Linked DNA regions of Mus musculus: region 1 is linked to region 2. The links are chromatin contacts, found by Hi-C in ENCODE. All regions are on one chromosome and are shown on one strand. Each heading gives the region's core, a stretch centred on a gene start or an enhancer-like site at or near the end of the contact. The rest is flanking DNA. Distances are from core to core; before and after follow the strand shown. Region 1 holds the start of Nsmce3 (NSE3 homolog, SMC5-SMC6 complex component). Region 2 overlaps Otud7a (OTU domain containing 7A).

The links. A loop is a pair of places that touch in the nucleus more often than their neighbours do.
Region 1: a map of T-helper 2 cell shows a loop between it and region 2 (4-fold over the local background). The contact joins the promoter of Nsmce3 here to the enhancer-like site in region 2. A Hi-C loop is called at or near these places in 2 of 37 maps with a recorded cell type or tissue (T-helper 1 cell and T-helper 2 cell).

The regions. Positions count from the first base shown.
Region 1 is chr7:64,871,347-64,877,665 of GRCm38, reverse strand. It overlaps Nsmce3 (NSE3 homolog, SMC5-SMC6 complex component), which reads left to right and starts at 4,626. Exons shown (of 1, transcript NM_023239.5): 1 at 4,626-5,984. The coding sequence starts at 4,748. The coding sequence ends at 5,587. All of the region lies in intron 2 of Fam189a1 (family with sequence similarity 189, member A1), which reads left to right.
Region 2 is chr7:63,750,443-63,756,404 of GRCm38, reverse strand. It overlaps Otud7a (OTU domain containing 7A), which reads right to left. Exons shown (of 14, transcript NM_130880.1): 12 at 1,659-1,773; 13 at 1,405-1,489. Among named protein-coding and RNA genes, the nearest start is that of Gm39023, 99 kb to the left of the region's middle. Within about 2 kb of position 1,369, at least 1 of the 3 ENCODE cell types and tissues checked has a DNase peak (open chromatin) inside an H3K27ac peak, as active enhancers do.

The DNA.
Region 1 (6,319 bases), core at 3,377-5,876, 1.1 Mb before region 2:
TTGAGACCTTGTATGATCATAATTCAATACACCTTAATGGTTTTCATCAGGGCCCTTGGTCACTGTGTACTTTCTGTTTCTTGAGAAGAGAGTTTAATAAGAGGCTCTGTGCCAAGTGGCTGCTGTACTAGCAAGGCACTGTCTCATCAGCCCACCCCTTTCCTAGTCAAGGGAAGCTCTGTTAGGCTTGATCAACCTTTATGAGGGACAAAATGTTCTATGCGGTCCACCATGCGGTCCAATCTGGAGGGCCTTTGTTAGGGATAGGTAGACATGGTTTTTACGAGTAAACAATGAGCGGACATGAAGCACTTCACTGAATCTTCATGGTGGCCATTGTTACCTAGCACCAAAACCAGTATTTGTGCCTCAACTCCATCGCATGCCTGCCACACAGAAAAGGCGGGGAAGCTGTTTGTGCATGCTAGCCGCATGCTTTGATTATCCCTTTTCTTCCCAAAAGGTCCTCACCTGCTTTTAGCACTGCGTTGCTGTTAGAGGACTTAAAATCGTGTTCTGCTTCAACAAGAAACATCAGTGAATGAGGAGTAGCCCCTAGTAGATAATATAGATGATTAGAGCTTGCTGGCAGGCACCTGCTGCCAAGGAGATGGGAGAACGCATTTAATTACTTAGAGAAATGTAAGGAGTTCTGTGTAGCCTTGCTCGGTGCCTGTGAAATCTTAGATAGTGTGGGGTTTGCCTCAAAGAATTTTTATTTTCCCTCCTTTTGGGGTCTGGCGATAAACGCAGAAAGGTCATCTACACAAGCATTTGAACATTTCTTTTCTGCTTTAGTCATTTATCTCCATGACTCCAAGGCTTCCACAGAAAGTTGCACTTGCCATATTCCAATGGCATCGGATTTACTGAAAATCTGAACCTCCTAACGGGCAGAGCATTATGACACTGCGAAGTGAGGCTTCACCAAGGAGATGGTTTTCATTTATCTTCTAACCAACAATAAAAATCAACCTTCTTATTTTTCAGAGCACACAGCCTTAATGGCATAGTCATGTCTATATATTCCTTCCTGACCTTTCCCTGATTTTTATATGTGCATGTGCTCCCCTGAGATGAACATCTTTCTAGTGCTAGGTAGCAGAATATGCCACCCAGAATATGTCACTTTGGCATAAGGATTACTTCGAGCTAAAGCACTTGAAAAACAGCAGCTGTGAGAAGGGCAGCCTAGCTCCTCTCTTCCTTTGAAAACAGGAGATAAAAACTTTCAAGTGCAAGGTCCCTGCCCACAGCCAGAGAAAGGAAACATTACCGGGTCCTGGCCAAGAGGTCATAGTCAGCTTCTTCTTATAATTACTCTCCTTTAGCCTTCCCATATAATTTAGTTACCTTTCCACAATTACCTCTCTTTGTTCAAATACAAAAGCACCTAGGTCTTGCGATGACTACTACTACTACTACTTCTTCTTCTTCTTCTTCTTCTTCTTCTTCTTCTTCTTCTTCTTCTCCTTTTTTTCTTTTCCCTTTTTTTTTTTTTTTTTTTTTTTTTTGAGACAGGGTTTCTCTGTGTAGCCCTGGCTGTTCTGGAACTCACTCTGTAGACCAGGCTGGCCTCAAACTCAGAAATCCGCCTGCCTCTGCCTCCCAAGTGCTGGGATTAAAGGTGTGCACCACCACTTCCCCGCAGTCTTCTTTGAAACTTGGTTTTGTTATTTTAAAAAAGGGACTGTGTCTCCTTCCACTTGGACTAAAGGTGTATACATTTATTTAATTAATCTGTCTCCTGGGCTGTGGGCATAGCACAATAGTAGCACATTTGCCCAATGTATGAGAGGCCCCAGATTTGACCCCCAGGACTGCAAAAACCAAACTAAATTTTAAAACTGCCTCATGAATTTAATTCTGCAGCCCGACCAGGACCCTAAGAAAGTCAACCCCTAAACAGAAACTAACAGTACCTAAGCACCCTGCCAGCCCCTGTGCTAGGTCCTTAGCAAACAAATCCCAGCTAATTCTTTGAATTCGGAATTCCTTGGTTTCAGATTGTTGGTCTGGAAGCTGAAATTTGGAGTGTGGGTAGCTTTTCCAGAATTGTAGTCTAGATTCCCTGAGGCCAAAGTTATATTCTTCAGGGTCACCTTGTCTACGTTCTACCTATCTGTTTCTCCATGAATGAAAGTAATAGACCAACAGGCCCCACAGGGTTGGTGTGAGGCTGAAGAGGCAGTGTTTGCAGTTACCTTTGCAAAGGCATTGACTCTTGCCTTTGCCACCTTCCGTGTTAGGACTTCATAGTTTCCATTGTCGGTTGGAAGTAGGATGCAGGGTCTGGGTGACCTTCTCATTGCAACTTCTAACCTCCATTTTAATAACATCATTCTGTGCCTGTGTTTTCTCGTCTGCATCCTGGATGGCATGGAGAAAGGTGTTTTGAGATTTAAAACTGTATCCTTCTTCCTGTGTTTTGAGTCATGATCATCTGCTGTCTGTGTGGGGGGTGCTGCTAAAAGATGCTGTGGTTTCTAGTCTTGGGTGCTAGCCTAGCTTCTGGAGTCGCATGGTTCTCTGTGAAGAAATTAACACAGAAAATACTGAAACGCAGCCTGATGGCTGACAGCAGCTCTCATCTTATTTTCCTTTTCTCTCTTATCTCTTGGCTGCTGAAATTGTTTGGCTCAAGGCACAACTGATCCTTCTGGAGGGACCTTTTTGCAGATTTTTTAGATCGCAGGAGGCTTTGATGAACTTAAATACAGAATTCAGTATGCAGGGAAACTGAAGCAGATGAATGGAAGAGTGTCATGATGCTGTGTTTTATTTAGTTGGTCTCGGTCCATTTTGTGTTGCTGTAAAATAATGCACAGAGTGAGTAAACTGGAAATAGGAGAATTGTCCTCCACTCGTGACTCTGAAGGGTGGGAGGACTAGGGGCCAGGTACCACATCTGTGGAGCATCACTGTGTCGTGAGAGGTTTAGAGAGTACAATGGCAAAATTGATTTAATCTTAACTCATTACAGAGAACATGGCATTCATTCACTCATGAGGACAAAGCCCTCTTCAGTGGGGGGATTACATTTCCAACATGCAAGCTTTAAAGGACACATTCAAACTGTTGCAGCCTCTGCCATTGCGACCAACCTTTGATGATGTCTTCGTAGACCCTGTATGGAATAGAAAGTTACTGCTCAAAGCTCACTAGATTTCAGAACACTTGAATCACAACATGGGGTGGGATTTTATATTAGCATTGCAGGTCCCATTATCAGAGTGCATTTTCATATTGAATTATAAACAAAAATTTTATGCTGCTTACATTTAATGAAATTTTAATAAGGCCATGTTTTGGTGTTATTATTCAAATAATGTGATCTGAATTGCTTTCCTCTGAATATATTTGCATTAAGGAGGAAATCAATTTGAGTTCGTTCTCTGAATAGTTTACCTATTTTCTTGGTAGCTTTAAAAAAGAGAGAGGAAAACTCAGTTCCGTTGTCAGTAAATGGAGAAGAAACCCATTTGCTGAGATCCACAGCAGTAATAGCAACAGACTGCTGATGGTTTGAGTTAATGAAATGACTCATTTTGTCTATTAGAGTTGCACAATTTAAACCATCTACAAGCCACACACACCACAAATTATAAAGGATGATAGCTCTTCTCTTTCTTATTGAGATTTTAAAGCTTATATATTAAGAGAGAGAATTAAGAAATTCACATTATTGCTACTCCCAATCATTGGTAACCTAAATTAAATGGTAATCTCTGGAGAGAGCAAGTGCCTCTGGGGTTAGCATTCCTCTAACATGTTTCTGCTAAAATTGTGGATGTGGGTCCGCGGCAGTTTTCCCAAACATGTCTTCCAAAAGGTCAGTCCACATTACCAAACTAAGTCACGTTATTGGCAGTGCTTACGTGGTTTCTCATGGTCATCTAACTGAAATTCAATGAAGAGAATGTGAACCTGAAAATTGCAGAAGTCTTGCTTTTAAGAATAACTTCCCTTACAGACTCAAGGGATTGTACAGAAATTAACTGGCCAGGTGGGAATGAACTCTGCCAAGGACAGATACCGGGACAGGGTCCCCTAGTCTGTCATGTCCCGCATTTGGTGCACAAGTCAACACTTTTTTTTATTTGGGGGGGGGGGGGGGTTCGAAACAGGTTTTTTCTGTGTAGCCCTAGCTGCACCGGAACTCACTCTGTAGACCAGGCTGGCCTCGAACCCAGAGACCTGCCTGCCGCTGCCTCCCAAGTGCTGGGAGTAAAGGCGTGCGCCACCACTGCCCGGTAACTCTTTTTTTTTTTTTCTTGACTTTCCAGATCTTTTCCTCCTCTCCCTTTATTTTCCCACCCGCACACATTTATCCTTTGTGTTCCATAGACAAACTTTGTAGCTTAAAAACTAACCAAAAACTATTAGACGTGTCTAAACAGGTGTGCCCTAGAACTCAACCGCACACTTGCCGAGAAGTTTTGGTTCTTGTTTTCTATTTATATGAGCTCATAAACACCATTCAATTCTCATTAAAACTGGGGATAAAGCCCAGGAGGAGCTGCTGCCAGCGCCGAGGCCCTCCGCATGCGCAGTAGCTATGAAGAGTCCCCGCCCCCGCAGGCTGGCTCCCAGTCGTATCGCTCCGCCTCCCGGACGCAGCGCGCCGGCGACGTGACGTCACGCGCGCGCCGCAGCTTCTCTCCCAGCCTCTGGGGCGCGCTCGCTCGGCGGAGTCTTCTGGCGGTTGCTGCTCCCGATCGCGGCCTGCTCTCCGCCGACCGGGGACATGTTGCAGAAGCCGAGGGGCCGCGGTCGGCCCAGCACGCAGGCTGACCCGGAGCGGGACTGGGGAGGCGCTGGCGAGGAAGGACCCAGCACGTCCCGCGCCGCGGGCGGCTCCTCCCAGGGCTCCCGCGCTTCCCTGTCGGCCCCGACCGTGGGGCCGCGCACTCAGAAGCAGCTGGAGCTGAAGGTGGCCGAGCTGGTGCAGTTCCTGCTGATCAAGGACCAGAAGAAGATCCCGATCAAGCGGACGGACATCCTGAAGCACGTGGTGGGCGACTACCGGGACGTGTACCCCAACCTTCTGAAGCTGGCCGCCGAGCGCCTGCAATACGTGTTCGGGTACAAGCTGGTGGAGCTGGAGCCCAAGAGCCACAGCTACATCCTCATCAACATGCTGGAGCCGGTGGAGGCGGATGCGGAGATGAGGGGCGATCAGGGTACCCCCATCTCGGGCCTGCTTATGATAGTCCTGGGGCTTATCTTCATGAAAGGCAACACCATCACCGAGACTGAGGTCTGGGACTTCCTGCGACGGCTCGGAGTGTACCCCACTAAGAAACACTTAATTTTTGGCGACCCAAAGAAACTCATTACCGAAGACTTTGTGCGGCAGCGCTACTTGGAGTACCGGAGGATACCCCACACCGATCCTGTGGACTATGAATTACAGTGGGGCCCGCGAACCAACCTGGAAACCAGCAAGATGAAAGTTCTTAAGTTTGTGGCCAAAGTCCATAACCAGGACCCCAAAGACTGGCCCACACAATACTGCGAGGCTTTGGCAGATGAGGAGAGTAGGGCTAGACCTGCAACTGCTAGTGCCCCAGCCACATCCTCTTGAACTCTTTGAGTTATGGTCTGAGGGACTCTGGAGATCCAGTATAAAAGAACAGGGGGAATGGGGGTCGGAGGAAGCTTGATTCTGCTACGCATAAAGGCCTTGGAGCGTTAGGATGTGTTGCAGGGTTTTTTGTTTGATTTTTTTATTATTATTATTATGGTTTGGAGCTTTAAATTTTCATTTAATTGTCTTTTTGTTTATAAAGAGTTTTCTAACTTTCTAAACCTAAATGAAATTGTATGATGCCAAACATATTCAAGAAGGAACACTTTGGTAAATTGCTTTGATGTTCTAGACGATAAAGAAACAGGGTAGCTATTATCTTAATGACTAGTTCCTGGGGAAAAATAAAAGTCTTTTTAAAATTGAAAATAAAATTGTTTTAGCTTCTTGTCAACACAGCTTTAAATATACATATTCTGTTGGGTGTGAGCACTTGTGGTCCCACGAAATCTATGTGATGTGTTTTCTAGCATTTTTATATTCATAATCATAATTCTGTTGTCCTATGGGTTCTACTTAAGATTCTTTTCTAGTATAACAAATACTATACTTTTGAGTCAGTTCACCATTATTATTATTATTGTTTCCCTGTTAGAAATTGCGGCTAAAAAGGAAATGTCATGATTCCAGACTTTTTTTTTTTTTCCATGATAAGCTAAGTCAATGGTGTTGCAGAAGTGTGTGAATGTGTATTAGAGCAAGTTGTAAAAATCGTTAGGTCTCCGGTTT
Region 2 (5,962 bases), core at 120-2,619:
TGAGGAGAGTCATTGGAAAGACAGCATCTCTCCAGCCTGCATCTGGGTGTGTCAGGAACTAGTACATGCCTGGGCAGGCCTTTTCTGGTCTTTAGAAGAGAAGGGAGAAGCCATTGCTCCTCACTTTATTCTTTTCCTCTGCTCAAGCAGGTTCCAGAAGGATGAGCTGCTGTGGCTAGGTCAGTAGAAGCAAGGCTGGCAGACCTGTGCTGACCACCACCCAGGCAGAAATCCCTCCTTTCACTTGAGTTTGGAGAGAGTTGAGTTTTAGGTTGGCTTGCCGGGGATGGTAAAGAGTGTCAGCTTCAAGGTTGAAACAGGGAAAGGGGCCCCAGTAAGAGAGGGGCCTTGGCTGTGTGCCCTTTAGCAGTGGGGTTGTCTGCTGAGCTTTGTACTTGATATGGAGGTCACCAAGGTCTGGCCATGCATCCTGCTCTTTGTAGGGAAAAGATGTGCTCAGCTGGAAGGTACTGATTATGGATCTAGGGCTGCTGCCATTGCATACCACGTAGGTGCTACAGAGCATCATCCTGGGGCACAGTGGCACCTTCCAGCATGAGAGAGGCAAGATTCTGTCACTGACTGGCTGTCTCTTGTGCCCCAAGAACATGGCGAATCAGAGCCACGTGGGGGCGCCCTACTTGGATGATGTCCAGGCGAAGCGGAAGTGAGCAATCAGAACAGTGGGGCAGGAGCCATTCAGCGGGATGTCTCCTTTCAGTACTTTGAATCCGCTGGATACATAAGTAAACGGATGTCAGGGAGGACCAATTATTTGCAAGCAATTTTCACAAATCCCTTCCCTTGGGAGTTCCCTCCCAAGATTATGAAAACATCAGTCACAAACTTAAAAAGAATCTCTCAGCATCTGCAAGCAGGGGCAACCCCCATCCCACCCCCGGGATGGGTCCGCGTCTCTCCGCCTTCTGCTAGCTCCACCGGAGGCCACCTCCGCCTCAGGGAGGGGAAGGGCGCGCGCTGAGGACTAGCGCTGTTGGTTCCCTAGATTTTCTAAGGATCCACACACAGTTATAATTAATTCCGCTCTGCCGCGGCACATTTTGTTCCGATCTCTGCAGAGATAGTTTTGTGTTTTGACTTGCCTACGGTTTGCTTTGTGAGTGGGTGTGTTTATTCTTCTCCTGCTGTGTAAAATAAGAGGTGGAGGGGGGTGGGGGAGAGGGAGGGCCCCTAATACGCGCCCGCCTCCCACCGGGAGGAAGTGTTTGGACTAGGAATCAGTAGCTGGGTCCGGTTCTGGGGCATGAAGGTGTGGGACCTCCCCAAGGCGTGGAGCCGAGCGCTGCGCTGCGTGGAGACTTTGGGGAGGCACAGCATTGCCCGCACCGCACAGAGCGGCTGCTGCCCGGTCACTGGGTGGGGCTTCGTGCACTCGAGGCTCACCCGGGTCTCGGAGGGGATGCGGATCCACGTCACATTCATGTAGCTGTGTAGAAGGTTCAGCTTGGCTTCTAGGGACAGGATGAGGCTGACAAAAGAACACCCAGTGAGAAGCTCCGGAGGTGGCAGGAGCTCACTCGCCTGCGCGTGCAATCCTCTCCCTGCCCTTTAGTCCCCCAAATCCCAACAGGAGTCCTGTCACCACCACTCTCCCGCAGGGTGTTGGGGTCCGGACTGGACTGCGGGGCAGGTCTTACTTGGCTAACCGGGCATTGTCGTTGTCATCTTTCCCCCATTCCCAGTCCTTTCCCGGGTCCACAGCAAAGTGCAAGGGCAGCAGCTTGTGTTCCGAATCCGTCAGAGGGATCACAGCTGAAACAGAAGAGAGAGGCATGGTGACAGGCACCTCATCTGCCTGCCAGGAGGCTGGAGGCACCAGCAGAGTTCAGAGCTCAGAAATTCAAAAATAGCTGTCCCAGGGCAGGTAACCTAATGGAGACAGAAGGTAGACTCAGAACTTGCATACCACGAATGTTAAGACTATAGGTTTCAAACTTGTTTCTATTATGTAGGCGAAGAGCAAGCAGGTGGAGGCATCACCTGGACTGACAGGGTCTCTTTCTGTTAGAGGGCAGGCATCTCTCTGCTGTCAGGATGAGAAAAAGCTATGGGTGCTTTTGCTATTTCCGAAGAAAAACCCAGATGGGTGTGGTGAACCACGGAAGGCCACTTTTGGATGACCTGCTCCTTGCCTCCATTTCATCTCAGAGAAGGGCAGAATTTGCAAGTTGGGAGAGGTGTGAGCTGAGCTCTGCTGAGGCAAGACTGGAGGTGGGGGCTGCACCCCCCGCCCCCACCAGGGAGCTCATCTGCATAGGACCAGGCAGCAGGCTCCTACAGAAAGCATCTAGTGACAAGTCCAGGAGAGGCAGTGTTGGCCTACAGCCCCTTTAAAAGGGGAGCAGAGAGGGAGCCTTCTGTGGCGGTGGTGATTAGGTGGGGGAGTCTGGCCTGTTACTTCTCAGAGGAGCTGGTTCACCACAAAGCATCTGGACAGAGGCACACCAGCCACCGAGACCAGTATGGGTGGGGTCAGTATCTACCTACAGGTGTACTGAGATCTGATGAGTTCCCGAGGGATCCCTGCTCCTAGCAAATGGAATCCTTAATGTCACATCTGCTTTCTCCTCAGGGTGTTGTCAGGGGTAGTGAACAGGAAGAAGTGTGGAGATGGTTTCCAAATTCCACCTTCCTAATGAGTACCAGTCTCCTTTCTGTCACTTCGCTCAGGATGCCCCACCCCTCTGGAGTCTCACCACCGCAGAGAAGCCCAGCTCAGGGCCCCTGGCAGCTGCTTTGTTCCTTTGCTTGCCCGTAGCCTATGATTCATACTAGCAGTGCCATGGCAAGAACAAAAAGGCAAACAAAACACAGAAAATCCAGGAGCCAATACTGCAAAGTTGAGAAATTAGATGCGACTCAATGCTGCCCTCTAGTGTTTCTAAAGAGACTGTGAGTGCAAACTGCTTCTCCCCCCCCACCCCACCCCCTTTCTTCCCACCTAAACAGATGAAAGGCAGTTTTGTGGATCACCAGCCAGTTTAGGGGTTTTCCTTGTGTGTGGCCAGCCATGGAGCAGTGTAGGTAAGGTCTGACGGGGGAGGGGACTGGGACATCTCATTCTGCTTTGATGTGGCTTTCGTTTCCAGGGCTGAGCTCAGCCTGTCTTGTAGGTCAGCAAACACACATTGAGGCTTTGGTGTGGCTTCCTACCGGTGGCTGGGGGACAGCAGAGGTGATCCTTAGGGACACTGCATCCCAGACTCACTAGAATTGTGTCCCCTAGGGATCTGTACTTCATACAGAGGGCCAACGCAAGGGTCCTGAATCAGGATGGAGGGCTACGTTGTAAATAAGCTTCCCTGTGGATCTTCAAATCAAGGTGTTTTGGAAAAGATTGTTATAGAGGATAATAACTTGTCAGAAATAATTCCTGTGGGTATAATTTGGGTGTTCTGGGTCAGGCTGTCTACCCCTTCATGGGCCAGCTGTGACTATACTTTCCATCCTCTTAGCAAGGGGGTGTGGTGGGGAGTGGTTTGCTTAGCTGAATGCACAGGCTGTGAGCAAAGTAATATGGTCAGTTCTGGGCAATATGGCCAGGCTTAGGGGACGTTTCCCTCTCTGCCCATGTCTCCTACACAGACAATGCAAGTATATGACGTCAGGAGCAGGCTCTTGAACCTCATTGGGAGAAGAACTGTCTGCTAACCAGAACTCCAGCATAGGCTTTGTTGACTTGGGAGCCCAACCTGAGCCACTATGATTTTGTCTGGTTTCTGATAAATTACCTAAACCAGGACGTCCCAGCTTTCTTACCTTACGGCTACAGCGTGCCTGGGGATTCTTACCCTCAGCAGATAGCCTGGACTGGGTTCCTGGTCTGTCTACTCTGAGAAGACAACTGAAATACATCTGAAGATTCTAGTGCTGGCTACCTAGAAAGAGTCTGACAGTCTGTCAACTCTCCTGTCCTGGGGTGAAGACTACGTCCTAAGTGAGGGGCTGGAGACATACAGCTCACACCTGATCTTTCGAGTATGAGCTGCTGCCTGTTTGAAGGCTGAGGGGAGGTGCAGCCAAGGGCATCTCAAAAACAGGCTGTCCTCATGAGCATCAATTGCACTTCATGTTTGTCCCATTGTACATGGAAAAACATCTGCTTTACCCAGGCAAACAAATGGCGGCATCATAGAGCACCCCCTGGTGGCAAATGTCAATAACAGCAACAGCTTTCAAAATGGGCCTTAGAGGATTTACTCTTCGGTTTGCTTTGGAAAGAACTCTCTCTTACATTTAGCCTGTAAGCCTACTACAGCATCTCTAACTGGCCCATGAAGATTTGGAGTTTTCATTCTATGAAACACAATGGATATTTCTGCTTGAGGTTACCATTACAATGAGAAAGCTACAGATTCTCAGCGTGTCTTTAGCCTACCCCTGAGTGGATGGCTCAGCCAGTCTAAGTGACTCAAATTTGAAGGAAAGAAAAATGCCTCTGAGGGAAGGTGGAGACAACCTGGAGGGGTTGACTTGACCCCAGTACGAAGAACTCAGCTAGATGTGTTATATGCATGAAAGAAGAATGCAAGCCAGTGAAGTTATGCAGGCTCTTCCTCTAGAAAAGAGAAATAAGAAACCAGTTGGCTCTTACAGGCTCCCATCTATAGGACTGAGCATGGTGTTCACAAAAAGGATGGGTGAGGGGCTAGAGGAATGTCTCAGTTGGTAAACTCTCCTCCTTGAAAACATGAGTTTCAAAACCCAGCACCTATTAAAGGCTAGGTGCAAAAATTCATACTTGTAATCTCAGGGCTGGGGAGCTTGAGATAGGAGGAGCTGGGGCTCGCTGGACAGCCAGTTGAGCTACATCAGCAATAGACCATGTCTCAAAATAAAAGGCACAAAGGGACTGAGGAAGACACAATATTGACCTTTGGCTCCCATAAGCATGAGAACATGGGTGCACCCTCCACCTCCCCCAGCCCCACAGAAGATGGGCAAACATCCCAAGGTGTGTTCTCTGCAGAGCTTGCGCTCTCCTCTCCACCAAGGAGCAGGAGCACAAGTTGCAGAGCTCAGGTCCACAAACTCGGGGTACAGTTAGGACAGTGTTCTGTGCTACCAGGAGGGGGTGACCTGCCTTGTGTGTCCTGACAGCTTTCAACATGCACACTAAAGAAAAAAAAAGTGTGCCTGTTTCCAGGAACGAAGTGATTTCCCCAGTCTTCTCTGCTTAGAAAAATGACTGACTTTCAGCAAAACAAAACAAAACAAAACAACCTTTGAGGAAGGAGGAAAGAAACCCACATTCTAATGTGTTGAGAAGACTCTAACACTGGTGTGCAGGCGTGAAGTTGTTCTCTTTTGTTTGAGAAAGCATGACTCCTGCATGCCATGGAGCTATTTAATAGATAATTTGAGAATAGAAGTTTTTCTTTCGTCTTTAAAGACACCACTTCATTATCTTTCACCTTACCTGGTTTATGAAAATCATTATGGTACCAGAGACAATGCTAAAGGGCCCAATTCTCTAAAAAGACACAACACTATGGTATGTATGCTCACGTCTCATATCACGTCAGTGTTAGAGCAAGTGCAGCCCACTCCACTTTATTTGCATCAGAATACCAGTGGGTGCCAACTTAGACACAACTGAGGTGTTGCAGCTATTGGGGACTGAATGTATCCGTCTATAATACTGTGGGCACCATGCAGGAATTGATATCTGATTGTAGAGAGAAGAAAGTATCAAAGAGAAGAGCTAGAAATAAAACAATAACAGTAAAAAACAAAACCAAAACAGACCCCACAACAAACTAAAACAGATGAAGAACAGCTTTGAGAGAGTCACAGCCAAGGAAAGACGATGAACATCAAGACTGACCAATCAGAATCAGCCATACTGAAATACAAAGTAGGAAAGGTTGGGCAGGAGGCAGAGCACCCAAGAACTGCAGGTCAGTGATAGACAACTTAAGATCGGTGTACTGTCACTCCA